2 separate regions of the Homo sapiens genome follow, and region 2 is linked to region 1. A link is an interaction called in ENCODE POLR2A ChIA-PET data of the cell type or tissue named here. Cell type or tissue: PC-9. All regions are shown on one strand. Each heading gives the region's core, and the rest is flanking DNA. Links, peaks and the distances in the headings are about the cores only.

Region 1 (15,385 bases), core at 4,236-12,235:
ATGATCCACCCGCCTCAGCCTCCCAAAGTGCTGGGATTACAGGAGTGAGCCACCATGCCCAACCAATAATGATAATTGTTATGTTAAATTAGTGTGCCACAGAGATAACAAATTTCTTTTTCAATTGTGTCTTTGACTGTGGCACCATAAGACTTTTTGTCATCCACAGACAATTGTTGACTTGTTTTAATCCTTTTTAAAAGGTGAATTTTTTTTTTTTAGACAGAGTCTCACTCTGTTGCTCAGGTTGGGGTACAGTGGTACGATCTCAGCTCACTGTGACCTCTGCCTCCCAGGTTCAAGCAATTCTCCTGCCTCAGCCTCCCAAGTAGCTGGGATTATAGGCAAGCACCACCATGCCCAGCTAATTTTTGTATTTTTAGTAGAGACAGGGTTTGGCCATGTTGGCCAGGCTGGTCTTGAACTCCTGACCTCAGGTGATCCATTTGCCTCAGCCTCTCAAAGTGCTGGGATTACAGGCATGAGCCACCGTCCCTGGCCAAAAGGTGGTTTTTATAGTCAGCTATAGGACTCTAACAGGTGCTCCTAAATGCAGGTTTCTGATAACGTTGGAGATTGTGATATTAGAATAGAGGAAAAACTTTCAGGACTCTTATGGAGAGCTGAAATGTTCATGAATATCAAGCAGAACAGGAGCGAACTGCATGAACGGTGATCTTGCCGTTGCACTCTAGCCTGGGTGACAGAGCAAGACTCTGTCTCCAAAAAAAAAAAATGAATGAATACATTCTTTTTAAAAAGAAAAACCATAGAACTACCATATGATCCAGCAATCACACGACTGGACATTTATCCAAAGGAAGGGAACTCAGTATATTGAAGGGACAGCTGCACCTCCATGTTTATTGCAGCACTATTCACAGCAGCCAAGATATGGAATCAACCTGGGTGTCCAACAACAGATGAGTGAATAAGGAAAATGTGGTATATATAGACAATGTCATACTACTGAGTCATAAAAATATGAAATCCTGTCATTTGTGGCAACATGGATGGAACTAGACAACATTTAGTTAAGCAAAATAAGCCAGGAACAGAAAGTTAAACACCACATATTCTTACTCATACATGGAAGCTAAAAAAAGTTGATCTCACAGAAGTAAAAAGTACAGCAGAGAATACTAGAGACTAGGAAGCGTAGGAGGAAGAGAGGGATAGGGAGAGATTTGTTAAAGGATATAAAATTGCAGATAGATAAAAGGAGTAATTTCCAGTGTTCTATGACACTGTAGAAGGACTATTGTTAACAATCGTATAGTATATAGTTTCAATAGCTAGAAGGAGGGTATTGAGTGTTCCCAACACAAAGAAATGATAAATGTTTCAAATGATGGCTATGTTAATTGCCATGATCTAATCACTATATATTCTATGTATCAAAACATCACTATGTAACTCAGGTATATGTACAGCTAGTATCTGTCACTTTAAAAAAAAAGAATCACTGCTGCCAACTGGAAAAAAAATAACTGTTACAAGAAGCAAAGAATGACATTATATAGTTATAAAAAGGTCAAGTCACCAAAAAGATGTGACAGTTATAAATATTTATGCACCAAACCTCAGCGCTCCTAAATATATGAAGGAAACTTTGGCAAAATTGAAGGAAAAAATAGAGATCGGCAAAATAATATTAGGAGACTTTAATATCTCACTTTCAATAAACCAATAAAATAAACAGACAGAAGATCAATAAGGAAATAGAGAACTTGAACAACTCTACAGACAGTTGAACCAAACAGACAATTACAGAACACGCTGCCCAAAAACAGCACAATATATGTTCTTCTCAAGTGTACATGAAACATTCTCCAGGATAGACCATATATTAGGCATAAAACAAGTCTCAACAAACACACAAAGACTGAAATTATACAAACTTTTTCTTTCTTTTTTTTCTTTTTTTTTTTTTTTTGGAGATGGAATCTCGCTCTGTCACCCAGGCTGGAGTGCAGTGGCGCGATATCAGGTCACTGCAAGCTCCGCCTCCCAGGTTCATGCCATTCTCTTGCCTCAGCCTCCCGAGTAGCTGGGACTACAGGTGCCCACCACCACGCCTGGCTAATTTTTTGTATTTTTAATAGAGACAGGTTTTCACCATGTTAGCCAGGATGGTCTCGATCTCCTGACCTCATGATCCGACTGCCTCGGCCTCCCAAAGTGCTGGGATTACAGGCGTGAGCCACCATGCCTGGCCCAAACCATCTTTTTCAATCACAATGGAATGAAACTAGAATTCAATAACACAATGAAAATCCACAGACATGTGCAAATTAAACAACACATTTTTTTTCTTTTTTCTTTTTTTTTTTTGAGATGGAGTCTTGCTCTGTCGCCCAGCCTAGAGCACAGTGGCGGGATCTAGGCTCACTGCAACCTCCACTTCCCCAGTTCAAGCAATTCTCCTGCCTCAGCCTCCCGAGTAGCTGGGATTACAAGTGCCCACCACCACGCCTGGCTAATTTTTGTATTTTTAGTAGAGACAGGGTTTCACCATGTTGGTCAGGCTAGTCTCAAACTCCTGACTCAGGCAATCCACCTGCCTCAGCCTCCCAAAGTGCTGGAATTACAGGAGTGAGCCACCGCACCTGGCCTAAACAACACATTCTTAAACAACCAATGGATAAAAGAAAAAAATGAAATCATCATACTTATGGAATGCAGTAAAAGCAGTGCTAAGAGGGAATTTTACAGCTATAAATACGTACATTAAAAAAAAAAAATCTTGAATCAACAACCTAACTCTGCACATCAAGAAACTCAAAAGAGAAGAGTAAACTGAAACTGAAGCTAGCAGGAGGAAGGAAGTAATAAAGATCAGACCTATAGAGATATCTATATACATTAGGTATCTGCAATAGAGAATAGAAAGACAATAGGAAAACCAACAACATGAAAAGTTGGTTTTTTGAAAAGAGCAAAAAAATTGACAAACATTTAGCTAGGTTAACTAAGAAAAAAGGAGGCTGGGAATGGTGACTCACACCTGTAATCCCAGCACTTGGGAGGCCAAGGCAGGTGAGTCACTTGAGGCCAGGAATTTGAGATCACCCTGGCCAAAACGGTGAAACTTCATCTCTACTAGAAATACAAAAATTAGCTGGGCGTGGTGGCACACGCCTGTAGTCTCAGCTACTCGGGAGGCTGGGGCGGGAGAATTGCTTGAACCCAGGAGGTGGAGGTTGCAGTTAGCACCACTATACTCCACCTTGGGCAACAGAGTGAGTGAGACTCCATCTAAAAAAAAAAAAAATCTATTCTATTGTCTAAATGTATAGATTTTTTTCTAAATGTTGTGATTTTTAAATAGACTGCCTCAAAAAAAAAAAGAGAGAGAGAGAAGACTCAACTAAAATGAAAGAGGGGACATTACAAGAGGTGCCACAGAAATAAAAAGACTAAAAGAGAATACTATGAACAGTAATGGGTAAATTCCTAGAAACACACAACCTGGGAAGACTGAATCATGAAGAAATAGAAAATTTGAAAGAGCAATAATGAGTATGCAGATTGAATTAGTAATAAAGATCCTCCAAACAAACAAATGTCCAGGACCAGATGGCTTCACTGATGGATTCTATAAACATTTTAAAAAGAAATAAAACCAATCCTCCTGAAATTCTTCCAAAACAATTGAAGAGGAGGGCATACTTCCAGCTCATTCAATAAGGCCAGCATTATCCTGATACCAAGGCCATATAAAGACGATACAGGAAAATAAAACTACGGGCCAATATCCCTGATGACTATTGATGCAAAAGACCTCAACAAAATACTAGGAAATGAAATTCAACAGTACATTGAAAGGATTAATCACCATGACCAAGTTTATTCCTGGAATGCAACTCTGGTTCAACATAACAAAAATCAATTAATGTAATACACCACATTAACAGAATGAGGGACAAAAGCCACATGATCATCTCAATTGATGCAGAAAAAGCATTTGAAAGGATTCAACATCCTTTCATGATAAAAAACACTCAACAAACTAGGAACAGAATGAAACTACCTCAATATAATAAAGCTCATATATGAGAAGCCCACAGCTAACATCATATTCAATGGTGAAAGACTAAAACTTTTCCTCTAAGATTAGAAATAAGACAAGGATGCCCACTCTCACCACTTCTATTCAATATAGTATGGGAAGTCCTAGCCAGAGCAATTAGGAGAGAAAAAGGAAGAAAAGTCATCCAAATTGGAAAGGAAAAAGTAAAATTAGTTCTGTTCACAGATGACATGATTTTATACTAAAAAATCCTTAAGATTCCATTAAAAACTGTTAGGACTAACGAACCAGTTCAGTAAGGTTACAGAATACAAAATGAACACAAAAAAATCAGTTGGTGCTTGGCATGGTGGCTCACAGCTATAATCCTGACAACTTGGGAAGCCAAGGCAGGAGGATCACTTGAGGCCAGAAGTTTGAGATGAGCCTGGGCAATATAATGAGATTCTGTCTCAAGGAAAGGGAAGGGAAGGAGAGGGGAGGGGAGGGGAGGGGAGGGGAGGGGCAGAGAGGAGTGGAGGGGGGATGGGGGAGGGGAGGGGAGGGGGGTGGAGGAAGGCGAATGGGGGAAGGGAGGGGAGGGGAAGGAAGAGGGGGGAGGGGAGGGGAGGGTGCGTGTAACATGCAATTCATGTTCACCTTGGGGTGGAGCCTTAACATTTAAATGTATTACAGTCAGGCTCTGTATGCCAAAAGGTCTTTTCAGGACACAAATGCACGCAAGTGTGCAGCCTCTGCAAACTGGCCAGAGCCAGTCCATACAGAGTCAGTGATCTTCTCATTGAAAGAAAGTTAATCAGTCTCTTGTCCAATCAAAGCTGCAGTTATGGCTGGTGGAATGGGGGTGGGGTGGGGGGGTGGGCGGTGGGAGTGTCAGTCAGCATCTGGTGGAGCTATAGTTGTTTTAATATTGCTTATTGCTTGTTTAGCTGCTAAAGAAAAAGAATGTGGCTATTAGAATATAGTTTATTCTTTTTTTTTTTTTTTTTGAGATGGAGTTTCTTTCTTGCTGCCCAGGCTGGAGTGCAATGGTGTGATATCGGCTCACCGCAACCTCCGCCTCCTGGGTTCAAGTGATTCTCCTGCCTCAGCCTCCCAATTAGCTGGGATTACAGGCATGTGCCACCACACCCAGCTAATTTTGTATTTTTAGTAGAGACAGGTTTTCTCCGTGTTGGTCAGGCTGGTCTCAAACTCCCGACCTCAGGTGATCCACCCACCTCGGCCTCCCAAAGTGCTAGGATTATAGGCGTGAGCCACCGCGCCCAGCCAGAATATAGTTTATTCTTTAAGTGTATGGTGTGTACACTTGCCTGGTCCTGTTTATAATTTGGTATCTTATTGCCACAGAGTCTATTCTGTCAGTCTTCTGATCTCTATTTTAAGATTAATGCTGGTCAGTTGTGTGTAAACTACAAAAGTGAGGGAGTAGAATCAGGTGTGTCTGACCTCCCATTCCCATCATGGCTGGGAACTCAAGTTTCCCGCAGAAACCACATTACCGTCTCAGGCCCACAGTTCCCCCTCGAACCCTCTGCCTTCTGACTGACCCTGGGCTTCCCTGTGGCCTCACGGTGTGGTGTGACATGCCCCTTTCTCTTGGAAACTGAGGATGACAAACCATCTTGTCAATGGCAGTGGTCTGATCCTTCCTACACCTGAGTGATAATAAAGCCTCCATTGAACACAGCCCTGGCCTCGTCTCCGCCAAGCCAGCTCACAGTGGTCCAGGCACCGGACTGCCCTTCACCTGCCCAGCCCGTCTCCCGATGGTCCCCGTGTCAGCCAGCAACGTCCCCACCTAGGAGCCAGCAAGCCTGACCCGCAAAGCGCTCCCAGGACCTGGTCACTTGGCAACTTACCCAAGCTGTGCCCCCCATACCCACAGTTTCTCTGAGGCTGAGGCCATCTGCTGCCTCTCCATCTCCCCAAGATCCCAGCACCGAGCCAAGAGCCCCATAAACGCTAATGAGAACGCAAACAAACTCCCTCCATGCAGCCCCATCGTGTTGTGGGAACTGTCTGCTCTGGTCTCCACACTGCACTGCGGGCCTCACAGGTCCTGCCCCACCATGTCCTGAAGAGCACAGGGCACCCAGCCTGTGCCACACCCCATAGGTGACGCTGGCCAGGTACCATGCCCTCTGTGCCTCAGTTTCCCATTGAGGAAAACAGTTTCCCCACTCACATCGTCTCCTCCCAGGAGTTTCATAAAGTCAGCAGTGAGCACTGTGCAAAGGGCAGCTTTGGCAGCACCACCAGTAGGACTGACCATCATACCTTCCCAGGGTCGGGAGGTGCCCACTGTGCAGTTGTGGAAACTGAGACTCAGGACTGAGGTCACTGCTCAAGGTGTCAGGTGGGCTTGGCCTGGCCTGCATGGATTTTTCCCTCAGGCTTTTCTAGGGCAGACTGCATCCCAGGACCTCCCCTTGCACACAGCACGAGCCTGTGTGCCACATTCCTGGAAACAAGGTGTGGGATGACGCCCACTGAAAATCTCAAACCCCTCCTAAGGAAAGGCCTGCAGCCCGCAGCGGGGACAGAGAAGGGGAAGCCTACCTGGGCCAGGCCGGCATCCTTGTCAGCCTTCTGGGGGGTGTTCTCAGAGTCAGGTTCCTCACCCACGTCGCTGTCCGCCTCCTCCTGGGGGGTGACCTTCGGGACCTGGCTGTCCAGGGCCATCTCTGCGTGCGCCCCCAGTACAGTGGGGCTTGGGCCAGCCTCCAAGCCCTCCTCGCAGGGAAAGTTCTCTCCAGCCACACTGGAGGAGGGACTGTCGATCCCGCTGTCCCGGTTGGGGATCTTTAAGCTACCACTCAGCTCTCCCGTGGGGCCTATGTCTGGAGAGCCGTCCCCTGCTGCAGCCAGGCTGACAGGGTCCCCACAGTGGGCTCTGGGCCCAACAGGGAGCGCCTGAAGCTTCCCTAGGGAGGAACTGCCAGGCCCAGTGTCTGGCATCCCTAGGGCAGCAATGGGTCCTGGAGGGGTTGAGGACCCCCTGCCTGACTCCATCCTTAAAGCTGAGCTCACTGGGCTCAGGTGGAGGCTGGCCAGGGGCTTCCTGTAGGGGAGAAACAAGCCAGAGTCAGTGCTAGCCAGGCATGGACCAGCACCCTCAGGTGCAACCCCCAAATGCAGCTCCCAGGCAGTACCCTCCGCCCCCCACCGAAAGCCTGGAGCAGGTGGGCTGGGGGTTGTGTGTGAAGTGTGAATGCCCTGGTCAGCTTCAGCTGGGTCTTGTACAGACAGGCTTTTAAAGAACAGAAAATGGAAAATGTTTTGTTTTAAAATTGTTTGTTCCGCATAAAAAAAATTAACCCTGTGGTGTGAAGCTATCTGCTGTTCAATAAATTCAAAATAGATGCTCAAGGTAGTGACCATAACCAAAAGGAACACAGTGGCTTCTGTTTATAGCGCATCCGTGGTGCTTTTTCAATCCTCTGATACTCCCAGGACATGAGGCCGGTGTCCTCCTCCTCCTCCTCCTCACCACTGCCTGCTGGACAGGTCAGAAAACAGCCCCCAGGGGTCCAGGGTCCCAGCTGTCTCTACTATCTCCCTCAGGGGAGGGCTGGGGCAGGAGGTGCGTCTTGCCAGAGGATGTGGACCAAGGTCTTTGCCCCAAAACTCCTCCTCCCTCCTGTGCACTGGAGCCACCTCACACTGGCCCACCATGCCTCTCATGGACCAAATTCAAGTGTCAATTATAAGTGCACAGAAAATTCACCGGGCGCCTCTGAGGAGGAGCAAAGGTGAGACGGGCCTAGAGGGAGACTGTCATCCCTCAAAATCATCCTCTTGAACCGAAGACGCAGCTGCCGAGGAGCCTAGGGGCTGCAAGTGGCGGTCACTTATCCCCATACCTGATGCCACCAGCCTTTCTGAGGAGGATGCTGAGGGTCGGCGGGCACAGGCGCCTGGCTCCGTGCTGGGGTCTGGGGTTGGCCGGCAGGAGCTTGCACACGGTAGATGGTTTCCTTGAAAATCTCTTCCTTGCCCAGCAGGTTCAAAGTAGAGCCATTTAGGAGGTACTGAAAAGACATTAGTAGAGAAAGAAAACCACCTTCTCCAACTGGCATTTGGAGCAGCCAGAGGCCCCGGCTCTGCGGGGGTGCGGAGGAGGGAAGCTCCATGCCACCACCCAGCATGGTGGACTCCAGGATTGGGGCATGGCCATCTGCACAGTCATATCCTCAGCCCCCAGGCTGGCACACAATGCCTCCAAAAGGGTGGGGCCTGCACCAGCAGCCATGCACTGTAGGGTGGGCAGTGTCTTGCTCGGCTGGAAACTCTGGGGCCAGGGCTGAGCTTGTCCCTTGCCATGCAGCATCCTGCGGCCCAGGGGAAGGGTCATCTTGAACATGCAGGCACTGTCCAGTGTGAGGTGAGCCGGTGGGCATCGCCAGGCCCCTCCCTAGCCCACACCTCACACCCTCCCCCAGGCACATACAGAGAGGCTCTCTCAAACATTCACACTGACGGGCTGGCTCACACTCACAGTCACACACGCACTCACACTCACAATTAGATATTCCTCTGCCAGCAGCTTTACATGCTCCTGCCTCACTTGCTAAGCGAAATAAAGAAGAAGCAGGCTTCACACAGTGACAGGCACACAGTGAGCTGGCCCTGGCTGCCTTGAGCCTGCCCTGGTTGCCTTGAGCAGGCAGGTGTGCCTCTGGGCAGGGCGTGGCGCAGGCCTGGGCTCTGGCAGCGTCCTGGTGGCTGTGGATGCCGACCAGCTCTATGGTGGAGCACCCCCACCACACACAGTCTCCTGAGTGCTCACTGTCTTGGGGCAAAACCCCTTTTGAGTGGACGTTTCTTTAAATGACTCCAGAATCGCTCAGGTGGGCATTTATGATTGGCTACTGCCGCATTCCTAACGAGTTCAATGGGGGGCAATATTAAGATTTCTAAACAGAAAATACATGTTTTGCTGCATTCTTCTCATAGCACAAGAGATAAACTCAGGTTTCCAGAGGTCAAACATGGCAGAGCAATAAAAATACACCAGATGGAATGTGAGCTGTGCTCAGCCTCGGTGTGTTCAAAGGTAGCTGTCTGGCAAGACAGAGCCTGGTTCAACCCCATCTCGGGGGAATTATGCTTCTGGTCAGGATGGAGTAATAGAAACCAGATTTACTCTCACCTGGAACAACAACAAAAATGGACAAAACCTACGAAACAAGTTTGCAAGGCTCTACACCAAGCGGTAAAACACTGTGGTCCCTGAGAGACGGGAATGAATGAGGTGAGCCCTCCTATTGCCCCAGCTCACTGCCCAGAGACCATTTCTGGGCCATGGATCAGGGAAGGGAAGCCCTGTGGGGCCCAGTGGACTCTCTAAGTTGAGAAGACAAAACTGGGAGGCCCAGAAGACTAAGGTGGCCAGAGTCCACAGCATGGAGCCCTGAAGATGAGAGAGCTGCAGAGAGAGAGAGAACCCAGAGATCTCAGAGGGGCTCCTCGAGGACCGTTCAGCATGTGTGCGGTGGGGAGAGCACATGAGGCCAGAGAAAGAACCACCTGTGAGGACCACAGGGAGCTTTCACAGGGCAGGGACACGCCTATGCCCACCAGCCAGCCCTAAAAGCCCCACAGGTCACGGGGCATTGCGTTGAATACTCAGAGGGTCTTGCTTCAGGAATGATGGATAATTAGCCCTGCAGTGATCACTGCTCTGGTCCCACCTAGCAAATATTAACAAAACTTAACAGGAAGAAGTCCATATGTTTACCCAACTGCATCCTTGAACAAAGCTAAAAAATATTTATAGAACTACAAAAATATCTAGTGCATGGCAAGGTAAAATTCCCATAGTCTGGCATCCAATCAAAAATCACCAGGCAGAGGCCGGGCACAGTGGCTCACGCCTGTAATCCCAGCACTTTAGGAGGCCAAGGCAGATGGATCACTTGAGGGCAGGAGTTCGAGACCAGCCTGGCCAACATGGAGAAACCCTATCTCTACTAAAAATACAAAAATTAGCCAGGCATGGTGGTGCGTGCCTGTAATCCCAGCTGCTTAGGAGGCTGAGGCAGGAGAACTGCTTGAACTCAGGAGGCGGATGTTGCGGTGAGCTGAAATTGCACAACTGCACTCCAGCCTGGGCGACAGAGCAAAACTCTGTCTCAAAAAAAAAAAAAAAAAAAAAAAAAATTACCAGGCATAAAAGGGACTATAACTAATGAAGAGAAAAAATTCAATATAAACTGACCCATAACTAACACAGATGTTGGAATTAGCAAAAAGGGACATTAAAAACTACTATCATGTCTGTGTCATCCTATGTTCTAAAATCCAGTAGAGACGTGGAGAATGTAAGAAGGCCCACATTAAACTTCCAGAGATGAAAACTACGAAGTGTGAGACCAAAAACACACTGGAAGGAATTAACAACCAATTAGACATTGCAGAAGAAAAACTAGTGAATTTGAAGAGACAGGAACAGAAACTACCCAAAATGAAACACACACACACACACAGAGAAACTGAGCAACAGTGAAATGTGGGAAAACTTCAAGTAGTGTAATACATGTGTGATCAGAGTCTCAAAAAGGGGTGGACAAAAAAAATATTTGAGGAAATAATGACAAGTTTTCTAGATTTGATGGAAACTATAAATCTACACATCTAAGAAGCTCAATGTAAAACAAGCACAAGAAATCCTTGTAGTTAAAACTTTTCCCACATGGAGAACTTCAGGCACAGAGATCTTCACTGGTGAATTCTACAAACATTTCAGGAAAATAATGATGCTAATTCTATACCTACATCTAATGATCTTTCAGACCTTTTTTTTTTTTTTTTTTTGAGATGGAGTCTCGCTCTGTCACACAGACTGGAGTTCAGTGGCCACAATCTAGGTTCACTGCAACCTCCGCCTCCTGGGTTCAAGTGATTCTCCCACCTCAGCCTCCTGAGTAGCTGGGATTACAGGCACCCACCACCACGCCTGGCTAATTTTTGTATTTTTTTTAGTAGAGATGGGTTTTCACCATGTTGGCCAGACTGGTCTCGAACTCCTGACCTCAAGTGATCCTCCCACCTCAGCCTCCCAAAGTGCTGGGATTACAGGCATGAGCTACCACATCCAGCCAGATCTTTCAGACCATTTTTAAAAAGGGAATAGAATACAGATGAATCTAGAAATAATTATGCTGAACAAAAGGAGCCACAGAAGACCTACTGTGTTTTCTCATTACTACAGAATTCTAGGAAGTGCAAAGTAGCCTATGGTGCTAGGAAGCAGATCAGCTGGGTGCCTGGAAGGAATGGGAGGGGCTGTGGGGTTGGTGTGGGGGAGGGGGGTGGATGGGTGGAGGGGGCTGGGGAGGTGGGGAGTGCTTACAAAGGAGCACAAGAGCTTTGTGGGATGTTGCACACATATTCATTACCTTGATTGTGGTGATAATTTCATGAGCACACCCCATGTCAAAGTTTATCCAACTGTACACTTTAAACATTATGCATCAATGGTACGCCAAGTATACCTCACAGGGCTGATCAAGAAAAATCCCACCCTAGCCAGGTGTGGTGGTGGGCTCCTGTAATCCCAGCTACTCGAAAGGCTGAGGCAGGAGAAATGCTTGAACCCTGGAGGCGGAGGTTGCAGTGAGCAGAGATATCACCACTGCACTCCAGCCTAGGGGAAAGAGCCAGATTCTGTCTCAAAAAAAAAAAAAAAAAAAAAAAAAAAGAAAAGAAAAGAAAAGAAAAGAAAAATCCCACCCTTATCGCCTTTGAACTGTACAAACTTCGTGAGTTTCAGACATTCCTAAGCATCATTTTCCTTACCACAGAAGGGAGGATGGATCATGATGGATCATGAGGAGAGGTGAGGAGGTGTGTGGTTGCAGCCTAGGAGGCCCAAGCAGCCCGGGTCCCCAGACATCCTGTCCAGAGGAGAGGGATGCACTGTGCTCATCGGAGGCCCTCAAATCACTCCCATCTTGGAAGGGCTTTTGTCCAAGAGCAGATGAACCAAAACAAATGAAGGACACTCACCTCCAGCTTTGCGTTTGCAACTCTGTATTGCAAACACCTGTGTTATGGATCCTGTCGGTACCCCCCAATTCACACACTGAAGTCCTAGCCCCCAGTACCTCAAAATGAAGGCATGTTTGGAGACAGGGTCTTTACAAAGGCAATCAAATTAAAAGTGAGGTTTTTAGGGTGCCCTTGGTGGGGGCAACCTGGGTTGAGGAGCCCCTAATTGTCACTTCACTTCCTTCTATTCTGTTGCAAGGACTTTTTACAGAGTATGCGTTGTTTTAAAATAAAAAAGGTAATGAGAACAGAAAACAAAGAGAGCTGGATAGAGGGGCAGGAGAGGGATGAGCTACTTTGGGAAGTGTAGCCGGGCAGAGCCCCTCTGCGGCCAAAGGCTTTTGCCAGCAGCAACCCTCCTGGGCTGGTGTGGCCACTGCCTGGCCTTCAAGGCACAGGTGCATGCACACATGCATAAACAAACGCACATGTGCACATACATACACATGTGTGCACACGTATGCTGAAAAATAAAAAGGCCTGTGTCTGAGGAATGCCAGCCCCTTTATATAATCAGGCATTGAGAGGCACTGGAATGCAACACAGTCATGTGTCACTCCCCATCGAGCAAAATAGGTCCCTCCTGAAACCACTTGCTATGCAGGCTTGAGACTAACAGATGCCAAGTAGCCCTAAAATGCCACATTCCCTGTAGTTCAACAGTGGCTGGCCAATCACTAGCCAGTGTTATTTCTGTGAACCAATGAGAGTTCCTGATGAACAATGGTCACCACCCCCTCTCCTGATTCATCCTTTCTTTTCTTTAAACACTTGAGCCTCTCTTTTGTTCTCCAGACATTCCTTGAGGCAACTTGGAAGTGTCTCCCTGGCTGCAGTCCTCAACCTTGTGCTTGAATAAACTCTCTTTAGACTATATTCTGATTCTCTTGATTATTTTAGGTTGACAATGCATACACACATATAAGGCAAGTACACCCATGCACACCCATGCCCAGGGTCAGTGCTGAGCCCTTTCTCACATTCGCAGGGGACGTTTCTGTCCTTCATATGAGGACGCCGAGGCTCAGAGAGGCTGGCCCTGGGACACAGGTGCTGGAAGCCCCCGGGCTTGGGTCACTCTGGTCCGCCCAGGGCTATGCCTATGTTTCCACAGGGGCATTGAGGAAGCCGAGGTCAGTTCTCTGTATGCAGCCACCTCAGCTTTCCCTTTAAGAAGCCCTGAGCCGCCTGAGGTGAGCAAGGCTGGAGCTGCTGACCCAGATGAGCCGTGCCCACTGTGGACTCAGCCAGGGAACAGGTCCCAGACACTCAGGGCTGCCACCTTGTAGCACGAGGAAATCCACAAACCTGAAGAAATTTAGAATGCCCCAGAATCCAGGGTGTCCTAGAACTGTTCATGTGTCTCCATCACAGCAGCCAGTGAGCAGGGGGATGAAGTGCTCTGGCCCCCGCCCCGTGTCCCTCCACAGTGCAGCGGTCCCCCAGATAGGCAGGGCTGGTCCCACAGATGGGCCACCAGTCTGCCTACCACCCAGCTCTATCTGCCACCAGATGTCCCTTCCCGGGAGGCCGTGCGGGAGTCCCCCCCCATCTGAAAGAAACCCACCACGGCACCTGTCCACTGTGCTGCCTGGAACCTAGTAGGCAGGGACCTCCCTTGTCCTGTCGCTGGAGTGGCCCAGTGGCCCCCGGCACACAGGAGGCTCCATAACAATGGCATGTTATGTAGGGGGAGCAACAAACGCGTTAGTGGTGGTTTTTAAACTGCCCGTATATTCTTTGATGCCACTTCAATCTAAAAGCGGACTCTGACATCCCTCCCCTAAATACAGAGCCCCTAAGAGACTCGCTGTAACTAGAGAGGGCAGCATGTGGGAGGCCAGGTCAGGAGGGAAGACAGCTCTGGGCTCTCACACTTGGAAGCCAGCACCTCACTGTGAGGGAGGCTTAGCCACTCAGAGAGGCATGCGGGGGCATCCCCGCCGACAGCAGGTGGCAGCCAGGCCTGAAGCCTTTGGGGGAAGCCTTATGCAATGGGTCCCAGCCCTGTGGGCAAGAGCCGCCCGCTGCACCCGGGTGGCCCAGAATCATGAGGGATGATGACGACAAGATCTCCCTTGTGGGTTACCCTGTGATAGAGAATCCAGGCAATACTGTAAGTGCCTCTAGGTGATACAATAAACCATGTGAACTGCCTATATCCGCTGGTCCCCATATGGCTTCTCACTGGCTTAACTTTGGTGCCTTGAGGTCCCAAACCCACTGAGGCCACCCACAGTGAGCAAGGCCCAGGGCACCCTGGCCATGCCCAGATGTAATGCCCAATGGCAGTCAATTAAAGCCACCAGGCTGGGCGCAGTGGCTTACACCTGCAATCCCAGCACTTTGGGAGGCTAAGGCACTTTGGCAGACCTCCACCTGAGGTCAGGAGTTCGAGACCAGCCTGATGAATATGGTGAAACCCCATCTCTACTAAAAATACAAAAATTAGCCAGGCGTGATGGCTTGCATCTGTAGTCCCAGCTATTCTGGAGGCTGAGACAGGAGAATTGCTTGTACCCATGAGGCGGAGGTTGCAGTGAGGAGATCACACCACTGCACTCCAGCCTGGGCCACAGAGTGAGACTCCGTGTCAAAAAAAAAAAAAAGAAAGAAAGAAAAAAGAAAAGAAAACAAAAATTAAAGCCACCTTGTGACCTAGCGGTGCCTGGAAGCCCAGAGTAATTACCTTGGGGTCTCAGCCTGGGAAATGCCCTGTCTGCTGTGGGAGTGGATGGAGGAGGGGTCTCCATCATCTCTGCTGAGAACTCAGTGAGGTGCTACATGCTCCTGAATTGGGATGGGGGTCAGAGGGGCCTCGGAGAGGGCAGGAAGTGAGGGCAAGCTGAGCAGGGAGAAGAGGAGGCAGATCAACGCAGCACCTCCCCGTTTGTAGTCATGCCATGAGCAGACACTCACAAATATGGCTCACACCGCCACCTTAACAAGTTACTTCTACTGTTTAAGACTGTATGAGTCTTCATGACCCATAGCCCTGGCATGACGCTGTGACTGTGGACTGGGAGAAGAGGCTGGACAGCCTGGAATCGGGGGCTGGTGGGCGGGGGGTATCTACCTCTCCCAAGGATGCGGCAGCTTTTCTTAGGGCAGCCACATTTAAACCAACACCAGTTTCCCATGTGAGTCCATCTAGTCAAGAATGTTTCTCCCAAAAGGTTTGAAAGCAGGGTCTTAAACAGGTACTTGTACACCCACATACATAGCAGCATTCCCTACAACAGCCAAAGGGTGGAAGCCCCTCAAGTGTCCATCCCTAGAAACCTGGATAAAGAAAAG
Region 2 (9,969 bases), core at 535-8,534, 140 kb before region 1:
CCTGAAGAGCATCCTTCCAGGCCCCCGTCGGCTGGCCGGGGCTTAGCTCTAAGGTTACTCCAGAGGCCGTCCTGACCAGTCTGATGCCGCCCCTCCCTGATCACTGTCTTGGCCCCATTACAATTTATGCTCTGGTGCCTTGGGATGGAGTCACTGTCCATGTTGCCAGAGACAGTGCGGCCAGGTGGACTCTCCCCTGGAGCTGGAGTCTGAGTCCAGCCCAAGTCCAGGGCAGGCACTCCGAGAATGAGTGTTCTGCCTGCTGGGTCTCCTGAGGGCCAAGGGGCTCTGCTGGAGCTGGGGGCATGGCTTGGCACCCGCATCCCTGTCTGTGCTTCTCCTACTTAAGGATCCTTTGTCTGACCTGGCTCTCCTACCAGATGCCATCACCTATCTGCAGCCTGTGTCCTCAGCACTGTCCAGCATATAGTAGGTGCTCAGTAAATGTCTGGGGCAGAACCCACTCACTTGCCTGTATGTGCTAGGCCCTGTGCATGTGTCACAGCAGCCAAGGGACAGACAAAAAACAGGCCCAGGAGCTGCTCAGAGCCAAGCTACCTTCTGGGAAGGTTTGACAGCGCCTATGGGGTCCTGGGACCTGATGTATCCACTCCAGCCAGTCCTGCCCGTGGATTCAGCTCTGTTCTCACGGGGGACCTGGAAAGTGAACAAGATGCACCCACGAAGTTGGGTGGTGGGGGGGGACATGGAGGGACACACAGGGAGCTCAGGAGGAATGGGCAGGGAGGTCAGTAGGTGACCTGGGATGATGGCGAGGGGCCATGCAGAAGTCTGGGAAGAAGGTTTGAGGGCAAGGAAGCCTTTGCACAAGTCCTGTGAGCTGGGCTGGTGTTGGGGAAGCAGTGAGGTGCGGGGGCAGGTAGGGGCAGTCGCATAGAGCTGGAGATGACCAACTGGGCAGAGTGTGATGGGAGGGTTTCCTAACCTCTTTCCTATAACAGAGAGATTATTAGATAGATTGATAGATGGTAGATACGTGGGTGGATGGATGGATGGATGAACAGACGGACGGACGGATGATGGATGGATGGTCAGATAGATTAGATGATTAGATAGATTAGATAGATAATAGATGATAGATGCTGGATGGTCAGATGGATGATTAGATAGAGATGATTGATAGAAGCTGTTGTATTTGATGGAAAAGAGTAAAAGATGAAAAGATTGACTGATAGATGAGAAATAGATGACATATGGATAGCTTGATAGATGACGGATAGAAGATAGATGTGAAGGCAGGCATAGATCTCAGTGGGTTGTTCCAAGGTGAAGAGGTACCGCTGTGCCAGCCCGAAGCCCAGTCTCGGCCCCTCACTCCCTTACAGGGATCCCTTGCTCAGGTCTCTTCATGGCTTAGGTGCCCTGTGCGTGTCCTTGACACTGCTTATTCCTGCCCACCTAAAAGCACTGGAAGTGTCTTCTAAGTCTTGTTGGATCTACAGGCTCCCTCTCCCAGGGCAGTGCTTTCTATCTGGTTCATCCTTGAAGGACCTGGCCCATTCATTCCCATGTGCAGAGTAAGGATGAGGGCAGCTCATGTCAGATGAGTGGGGAGGCAACTGGACCTCCATTCAAGGTGCTGGGCCCAGGCCTGGTACGGCCAGGCAGGGAGGAGCACCTGATTCTGGGTGTATTGGCCATTTGTGACAGAACCCACGCCACACCCTACGCCCAGCCCTCCCCTCCATTTCCTAGGGCCTCCTCTTCCACCTGTGTTCAATCAGAGTGGAGTGCCTGTTTCTTCACTGCATTATTCTTTTTTTTTTTTTTTTTTTGGCACTGCATTATTCTTAACAATCATAGGACTGGGCCCAGCATGGTGGCTCACGCCTGTAATCCTAGCACTTTGGGATGCCTAGACAGGTGGATCACCTGAGCTCAGGAGTTCATGACCAGCCTGGACAACATGGCAAAACCCTGTCTCTACTAAAACTACAAAAAAATTAGCTGGGCACGGTGGCACATGCCTGTAATCCCAGCTACTCAGGAGGCTGAGGCACGAGAATTGCTTGAACCCGGGAGGTGCAGGTTGCAGCAAACTGAGATCGCACCACTGCACTGCAGCCTTGGCAACAGAGTGAGAGATTTCTGTATCAAAAAAAAAAAAAAAAAGGTCAGGCACGGTGGCTCATGCCTGTAATCCCAGCACTTTGGGACGCCAAAGTGGGCAGATCACGAGGTCAGGAGTTCGAGACCAGCCTCGCCAACATGGTGAAACCCCTGTCTCTATTAAAATACAAAAATAAGCCGGGTGTGGTGGTGGGCGCCTGTAATCCCAGCTACTCAGGAAGCGGAGGCAGGAGAATCATTTGAACCTGGGAGGTGAAGGTTGCAGTGAGCCAAGATCGCACCACTGCACTCCAGCCTGGGAGACAGGGCAAGACTCAAAAAAAAAAAGGGGCCGGGTGCAGTGGCTCATGCCTGTAATCCCACCATTTTGGGAGGCTGAGACGCGCGGATCACTAGGTCAGGAGATCGAGACCATCCTGGCTAACACAGTGAAACCCCTTCTTTACTAAAAATACAAAAAAAAAAAAAATTAGCTGGCCGTGGTGGCAGGTGCCTGTAGTCCCAGCTACTCGGGAGGCTGAGGCAGGAGAATGGCGTGAACCTGGGAGGCGGAGCTTGCATGAGCCAAGATCGCCCCACTGTACTCCAGCCTGGGCGACAAGAGCCAGACTCCGTCTCAAAAAATAATAATAATAAATTAGAGGTCTGAATGCTTTCATATTTTTCTTCTCTTTCTCTCAAATACTTTACTTTAGAGGAAACACTAACTCCAGGTGCTGTTGACCTGTTGTGACCGCAGGAAGCTGCCCCACCAGCTGCAGCCTCTGTGGCCCCCAGCCCAGCACGTCCTCGTCCTTCCAGCCAGTGAACAGCCGGGTTCTCCCACCAGCTGTCTTCAGGCCAGTTTTAGGCCAGTGTAGCCCACTCCCTCCAAACCTGTGGCTGCAGTAGGGTCTGTGGAGACCCACCCCTGGTCCCTCACCCCCCTGCAAGGTAGTGCTAGGGTCCCCTCCCCAGATCTGATCAAGATTTGGGGTCCCACTGCAACCCCCATCCAGCACTTGCCCAGCCAGGCTGCGGGAGGGTGGGTGTTCCTCGACTGCCAGAGTCCCCATTCTCATGCTAACGTTACAGCTGGGGGGACCAAGGCTCTGAGCTGTGACATGACCCCAGCAGGCCGTGGTGACAACAGCATGCCCCCAGTACTCTGTCTCCCGAGTGCCCCTCAGGTGTGGGGGACAGTAGGGCGCACAAGAGGCTGGACCCCCTCCCAGATTCTGAACCTGTCTGCATGAGGGTGGGTGTCCAGGCTCACCCAAGGAAGGCCAGAACCCTGTGGCTGCTGAGACCCAGGGTTTGTGCAGAGGTGTGAGAGGCACTGAGTGGGCAGGACCCCTGTGAGCCCTCTATGGAGGAGCCACCGGCCCCGGTCACAAGGCACTGAGCCGGCAGAACTGGAAGCAGCAGCACAACAAAGCTGCGTCAGCACCCCCAAAACCCAGCCTGTGTTTGTAGTCAGCAGGGTCATTTCTCCCAGACCGGTACCGTGGATTGTGCAAGACCAGCTATACTTCCGGCCTCTGAGCTCAAGTGCCCTGTGTCCTTGCTGACCTGTGACAAATATACTCCTGGGTTCCATACTAGGTCCCCCAACACCCCTCCCTCACCCCTTCCTCACCCCCACCCTCACCCCTCCCTCCCTCCCTCCTCCCTCAATTCCTTCCCTCACCTCTCCCTCACCCCGTCACCTCCCTCCTTCACCCCTCCCTCACCCCCCCATGCCCTCCTTCACTCTCCTTCACCCTCTCCTTCACTCTCTCTCTCCTCCCTCAACTCCTTCCCTCACCTCTCCCTCACCCACTTCCACCTCCCTCCTTCACCCGTCTCTCACCCCCACCCCTCCCTCACCCCCTCCCTCCTTCACCCGTCTCTCACCCCCTCAACCCTCCCTCACCCCCTCCCTCACCCCTCCCTCACTCCTCCTTCACCCCCTCTCTCACCCCTCCCTTATCCCCTCCCTCACTCCTCCCTCATCCCCTCCCTCACTCCTCCCTCATCACCTCCCTTACCTCCTCCCTCACCCCCTCCCTTACCCCTCCCTTACCTCTCCCTAACCCTCTCTCACCCCTCCTCACCTTCTCCCTCACTCCCTCTCTCACCCCTCCCTCCCCCCAACTCCTTCCCTCACCTCTCCCTCACACCCTTTCACCTACCTCCTTCACCCCCCTCACCCCTCCCTCACCTCTCCCTCACCCCTCCCTCACCCCTCCCTCACCCCTCATTCACCCCCCTCCCTCACCCCTACCTCACCCCCTCCCTCATCTCCTTCCTCACCTACCTCACACACCCCCTCATTCCCCTTCCTTCATCTCCCTCCCTCATCCACACCCCCTTCCTCACTACCCCTCTTTCCTTCACTCACTCTCCCTCACAACCCTCTGCATTTCACCTCCAGCTCTCCCACAACCCCTCCCTCACACCAAAGCTTTGGTAATGGGAGTTCCCTCGACCCCAGCATCTCCTACCAGCTCCTGCACAGTTCTGGATGTCAGAACAGCATCCCATGTTCAGGTGTGGTAGCTTGGAGGAAACTGCTCTTCTTACTGGGGTATCATGAGGGCTTCCTGGAGGAAGTGGCATTCCTGAAGGATGAGTTGATGAGAGGGGCTGGTAAGGAGTCCCAAGCCGAGGGAGCAGCACGGTTTTTGCCTGAACACCTGCAGCACAGGTGTGGAGGCGCAGGACACGGCCATCTGTGGGTGTAGTGTGGAAGCGGGGACTCAGGGCAGCCAGGAGGGCCTCACGTGCCCAAGGGTGCCTTCCCCTCCCCTGGGGACCTAGTTCACTGCTGGTCACAGGAACTGGTTGGCCCGGTGGTTAGCAGAGCTGGGCCTGATGGGCGGCTGAGGCACAGACATGGGCGCTTATCATTCTCCCTCCTCCAGGTTCCAGCCTCAAAGGGTGGGGCAACCACCAGGCGGGAGGCGGCAGATGCAAGAGTAGGCCTGGCTGGTGGTCGAGGATGTCACAGACTCAGCCCCAGGCTTGAGTCCAGTTGGTCAGGGATGGAGCTGGGGGTAGCTGGGCGCTGGGAGGGCAGTCCAAGGACAGTGGGGCTCAGGACCTGGCTGACATGGGCCTCGGGGGAGGGCGGTGGGTGCACACAGATGGACAGGGGAGTCAGCAGTCCTCGGGCCAGGCAGCCCCTCACTGAGGAATGACACCCTGCCCAAGCGGCCTGGGGAGTCAGGGCCTCAGGTCATGTCAGGCAGCCCTGAGGAGGTGCGTGTGTCCTCCACGGCCTCAGGTGGGGCCACCTAGGACTTGCCCAGGCCACACACTGGCCTGTGCCCTGCCTGCCTCGGAGGTTTCCTACCTTCAGCTGACGCAGTCATAGAATGTTACTGTCCCTGGAGACCCCTCCTTCACCCTCCAGGGGCAAGTCACACCTGTCTACACCCTTCACCCAGACACCTGTCACCTTCACTAAGTGTGTCTCCTTTACCCAGGCATTAAAGGCATCTGTAGCAAGGTGGTAAATTCCTAAAAGGATTTCTGAGGGGGAGGGGGTGCTGTGACAGAGCGCAGGCTCAAGGAGGAGTCCCGAGGGAGGGATCCCATTTCACAGGTGGGCAAAGGGGCTGAGACTGGAGCACAGGCCCTGGCCCCATGGCTCAGGGTGGAGGAGGGAGAGGGCAGCTAGGGCTGTCCCCCGGCCACCCCACTCAGTGGGCGCATGGCAGCCTGGCAGGTGGGAGGGCTCTGAGGCACTGGCTTTCCTTGCCCCTGGCCCTCAGTTCCCTGAAGGGGCAGGCACTGTGATGACCCAAGCAGCAGGGCTGCATGGTAATGGGATGTCATGTCCTGGAGCTCCATACTCCACCGGCAGCCTGGTTCCCACTGTCATGTGCGCTGGGACCCTGCGACTGAGCAGGGTCCCTCCAGGAGCTGCGCCCATAGCCTCGCCCTGCCAGTGGCATCGCCCCAGCATTAGGGGTTCCCAGCACCTTCTGGGGCAAAGCCTGGGTGCCTCCAGAAACCCCCTGGAAAATGCAAACTCATGATGATTCTGTGGGTTGACAAATATTCTCGTTTCCCCACAAAAAGGCTTGGGGGAGGAGCTGACAAGGGGAGGGAATCAGGTGTCCGGTCCAGGCTCAGCAGCTGGGGTGGGGGGAGTGGGTGTGTGTGTGTGTGTGTGTGTGTGTGTGTGTGTGTGTGTGTGTGGCACATGAGGTGTGAGGAGGGGGCAGTGTGGGGAACATCTGAGGTGGGGAGGCAGTGCCTGGCGGCTTATCCGAGGCAGGTGAGTCCATGTGGAGGGCGTCCTGTCTGGGGGGTCTGTGCCAGCAGCTGGATGTGGGGATGCTGGGAATACCAGGGCCAGCCCCAGCTGGAGCAGCCATAGCTGCAGTCATCTCTGAAACACCCCTGAGACTGAGGAACGAGGCAGGCTGAGAGAACCTGAACATTTAATATGGTCAGCACCTTGTAAGGTGAAGGTGTGTTTTTTACACAAATTATAAATAATGAAAAATATGCATTTAGAAAAAGAAGCAGCAGTCCCCTTGGCGGGCCGGCTCGAGGACTCTTTGGTTGAGTGGCAGGTGAGGCCCTGGGTCCAGGGTCTGTCAGAGCCCCCCTAGGTCATCTGCCAGGAAGGCCAGCAGGTAGCGGCTGACATGTCTGTCGATGATGACAGGCGAGAAACCGAGGACGCGCCGGGTCCCTGGCAGGCCCTTGGGGTCTAGAAGACAAAAGGGGAGGCAAAAGCTCAAGAACCAGTCCCAGAGGTGAATTCTGTGTTTCCATCCCTCCTGCGGGGGTGGGTGGGAACAGGCACTGGGACAGGGTGCTCCCTCCCGGTCATGGTCTCGGCTTGAGTTGAAAAGACAAGAATTAGGGCAGATTCCAGAGCCCCCAGCTCCCACCCGAGTGACCCACGGGCCTTTGAGTCCTGCCATGTGTGCCTGTGTCCCCTCACCCAGTAAGCCTCCCAGCACGACAAACTCAGGCATCACAGAAAAGGGAGACGGGGCAGGCCAGGCTGGGTGCCAGTAGAGGGGCCCTGGAAGGTTCCTGTGCATCAGGCCTGTGGCTGCTGGAGAGACCCAAGGCCCTGGGGCACGTGACCTGCTCAAGGGCCCCACATGGTTCAAGGTCACAGATGTGGCAGGGCTTTGTAACACCCAGAGTCCTGGCTGCACCCCTCCTCCCGCTAGAGGTCATCATTCTCTGGTTCCCAAGGGTGGCAGGGGCCAGTGGACGCTGGGAGCCTCCTCACATCCCCTTTCTCAGGAGCCCTGCGAGGTGACACCATCCCACTGCACAAGTGTGGACACCGAGGTACGAAGAGGCCAAGGGGTCCCAAATTGGGCAGGGTCTGGGGCCCTGGCTTGGTGGCAGAGGGGAGGCAGGCCCAGCCCCATGAGGATCCGCTTGCACCCACCTGGCGGATAGCAGTACAGGAGCAGGGCCAGTCCCACAGCAAGGCCCAGGCCAGCCAGGAAGCTCATGGGTCCTGGGGAGAAACCAGCGTGAACAGGGCTCCCCTGGGCCTCAGAGGGGTGGGGTCCTGAGGCCTGGGGGCTGCGCAGGGGAGTGGGGGTGCCAGGCTGAGGTGCTGCCTGAAGAGCCCCCAAACGAGCACCTTAGGGGGGGGGTCTGTCACCAACAGAAGGCCAGGAATGGAGCCAGACTTGGGGTGGAGAAGCCCCTGAGGCGGAGATGGAGCCCTGGGGAGGGTAAAGAGAGAGGGAGAGAGAGGGAGAGAGAGGGAGGGGCAGCAGGGAGGTGTTACCCCTGTTACTCAGCTCGCCGCTCTGGCTGCCCGAGTCTAGCTCTGTGCAATCTGAGTTCTCTGGAAACAAAACCACAGAGCATAGTTAGTCAACGGGCAGGGCCGGAGGGCAAGGTAGTCACCCCGCAGGAAGCCCAAGGTTGCTGCTGCCTCCTGGGGCCGCCAGGCCGAACCAGGCTGTGGCACCTGAGGCTAGCCCTCCTCAGGGAACTATGCACAGTCTGGGTCTTCTCCTCTGCTCCAACTCCTGGACGGGCCTAAAGGCACCCGGGAGCCACAGAAGGTGCTCTACCTCCAGTGGGGCCAAGGCTTGGCCCTGCCTGGTTTTGAAAGCCCCCTGTGGCATACTCGTGGCTGGGGAGGGAGAGCCAGTCCCACCTGCAGGGCTGGGCCTCCCCTCGAGCTCTCCCCGCCCACCGTCTGCACTGTGTTCTGTGAGGCGTGGGGAGGCCTCCAGGGGGTCAGAGACCACAGCCCAGTAGCCTGGGACAAGCCGCCCAGTCCCTCTGGTCTCTGTCCTGTTGTCTAAGGGCCAAGGGGCAGTAGCCCCTCCTCCAGGGGCCCTGAGCACAGAGGCGTCAGATCAGAGTTGCCATCTTCAACTTGATATGCCCCCCACATCCCAGCAGCTCTGTGGGCCCAGGCTACTGGCATCCACATGACTCCCAGGGCCTGAGTCCACACTGCCTGAGGACAGGAGCCTCAAAACTGAAATGCACGTGCTTCGGACCAGCCATCCGTGCCTGACAATGTCCTATGGAAACACCCACACGTGTGCAGATCGCTGCAATGAAAGGGTCCGTCATGGGGTTGGGTAATTCCAGCTGGGACCGCCTAGGAGCGCCATGCAGCTGTGGGAACAAGGTTGCTGTCCACACAGACATGAAGGGATCCCCGTGGAATGAGGTTAGAAAAGGAAGGGCAAGAGTGGACGTATAAGATGCCCCATGCTGTGTGAAAACTGCCATGAGAGAGAGACGGAGGAAGGGGGAGAAAGTGGGAGACAGAGACCAACATCTGCACTGCCTGTGCCTGCCACACTCTCCCCTCGGGGCCAGAGGGTGGCCTCTGGGGAGGGGCTGAGGCGAGAGGGGATGCCAGGCCTGGGCTGCAGCAGACTTGGGTGGTCATGGAGGACATCCATGCCATCAACGGCAGGCTGGGGTGCCCTCCCCGGGCCAGCACCAAGCATGCATGGTTGGTGATGTGGAACTTACGCAGAGCGTGGCGGCTGGGCAGGCGGCTGTGCAGGGGCTGGGCATGGATATACAGGGCTCGGTAGAACTCCTGGCAGTCCCGCTCACCGCTCCGCTGCAGGTGGCTCAGGAGGTCACAGAGCCGCACACGCAAGGATGCCTTGGGGTTCCGGAACTGAGGGTACAAGGGGGTGCCAGGGAAGATCAGGCCAGGGGGGCTGGCTGTGGGTCAGGGCAGGGCACCAAGGTCAGGCCCCCAGCCTCAGCTTCCCTGTTGGGTGTCAGGACACCTGCTGGATGGCAGCTCCTGTGACAACCTGCCCCTTACCCACACCACATAGTGCCTGGCATTGCCTCTGTCACAGGCATCACTGCTACTCCTCATACTCCCTGTGGGGTGGGAGGTTGGGAAACAGGCTGGGAGTGGTCACAAAGAAAGCATGGGGCTGGCAAGGTGCGGTGGCTCATGCCTGTAATCCCAGCACTTTGGGAGGCTGAGGCAGGCAGATCACGAGGTCAGGAGATCGAGACCATCCTGGCTAATACGGTGAAACCCCCGACTCTATTAAAAATACAAAAAACTTAGCCGGGTGTGGTGGTGGGCACCTGTAGTCCCAGCTACTCGGGAGGCTGAGGCAGGAGAATGGTGTGAACCCGGGAGGCGGAGCTTGCAGTGAGCTAAGATCGTGCCACTGCACTCCAGCCTGGGCGACAGAGCAAGACTCCATCTCGAAAAAAAGAAAGCACAGGGCTGGTGACATCATTCCAAGTGTTGGGACATAGTGTGGCTTCCTGTGTGACCTTAGCCAGCTACTCCACCCCTCAGAGACTTGGTTTCTTCATTTGTAAAAAAGGGATAATGAACCCTCATGGTAGGCTGTGACAGGGAATTAATGAAGTGATGGTATAAGTGCTAACTTCTGTTATTTTTCAGTCTACAGA

Evidence for each region. Peaks named below come from ENCODE experiments on the same cell type or tissue, not always from the same donor. Only the 100,000 strongest peaks of a DNase experiment are listed, where the experiment ranks them.
Region 2: POLR2A ChIA-PET joins it to region 1 with 19 read pairs; 5 of 35 experiments call an interaction of 5 or more read pairs at or near these places.

The regions. Positions count from the first base shown.
Region 1 is chr9:92,967,920-92,983,304 of GRCh38, reverse strand. FGD3 (FYVE, RhoGEF and PH domain containing 3) reads right to left here. Exons shown (of 18, transcript NM_001083536.2): 2 at 7,900-8,067; 3 at 6,596-7,097. The coding sequence starts at 7,048. Among named protein-coding and RNA genes, the nearest start is that of FGD3, 28 kb to the right of the region's middle. RefSeq lists an enhancer at 12,409-13,100. In PC-9, for the core only: no CTCF peak of the experiment used is centred there; DNase peaks (open chromatin) are centred at 8,264 and 8,924; H3K4me3 peaks cover 3,808 bases; H3K27ac peaks cover 6,156 bases.
Region 2 is chr9:93,109,801-93,119,769 of GRCh38, reverse strand. CARD19 (caspase recruitment domain family member 19) reads right to left here. Exons shown (of 6, transcript NM_032310.5): 3 at 9,049-9,202; 4 at 7,832-7,891; 5 at 7,481-7,552; 6 at 6,487-6,778. The coding sequence ends at 6,663. Among named protein-coding and RNA genes, the nearest start is that of CARD19, 19 kb to the right of the region's middle. RefSeq lists enhancers at 1-387, 4,473-5,420, 5,421-6,369. In PC-9, for the core only: no CTCF peak of the experiment used is centred there; DNase peaks (open chromatin) are centred at 3,579, 4,869, 5,469, 7,909 and 1 weaker place; H3K4me3 peaks cover 2,545 bases; H3K27ac peaks cover 6,991 bases.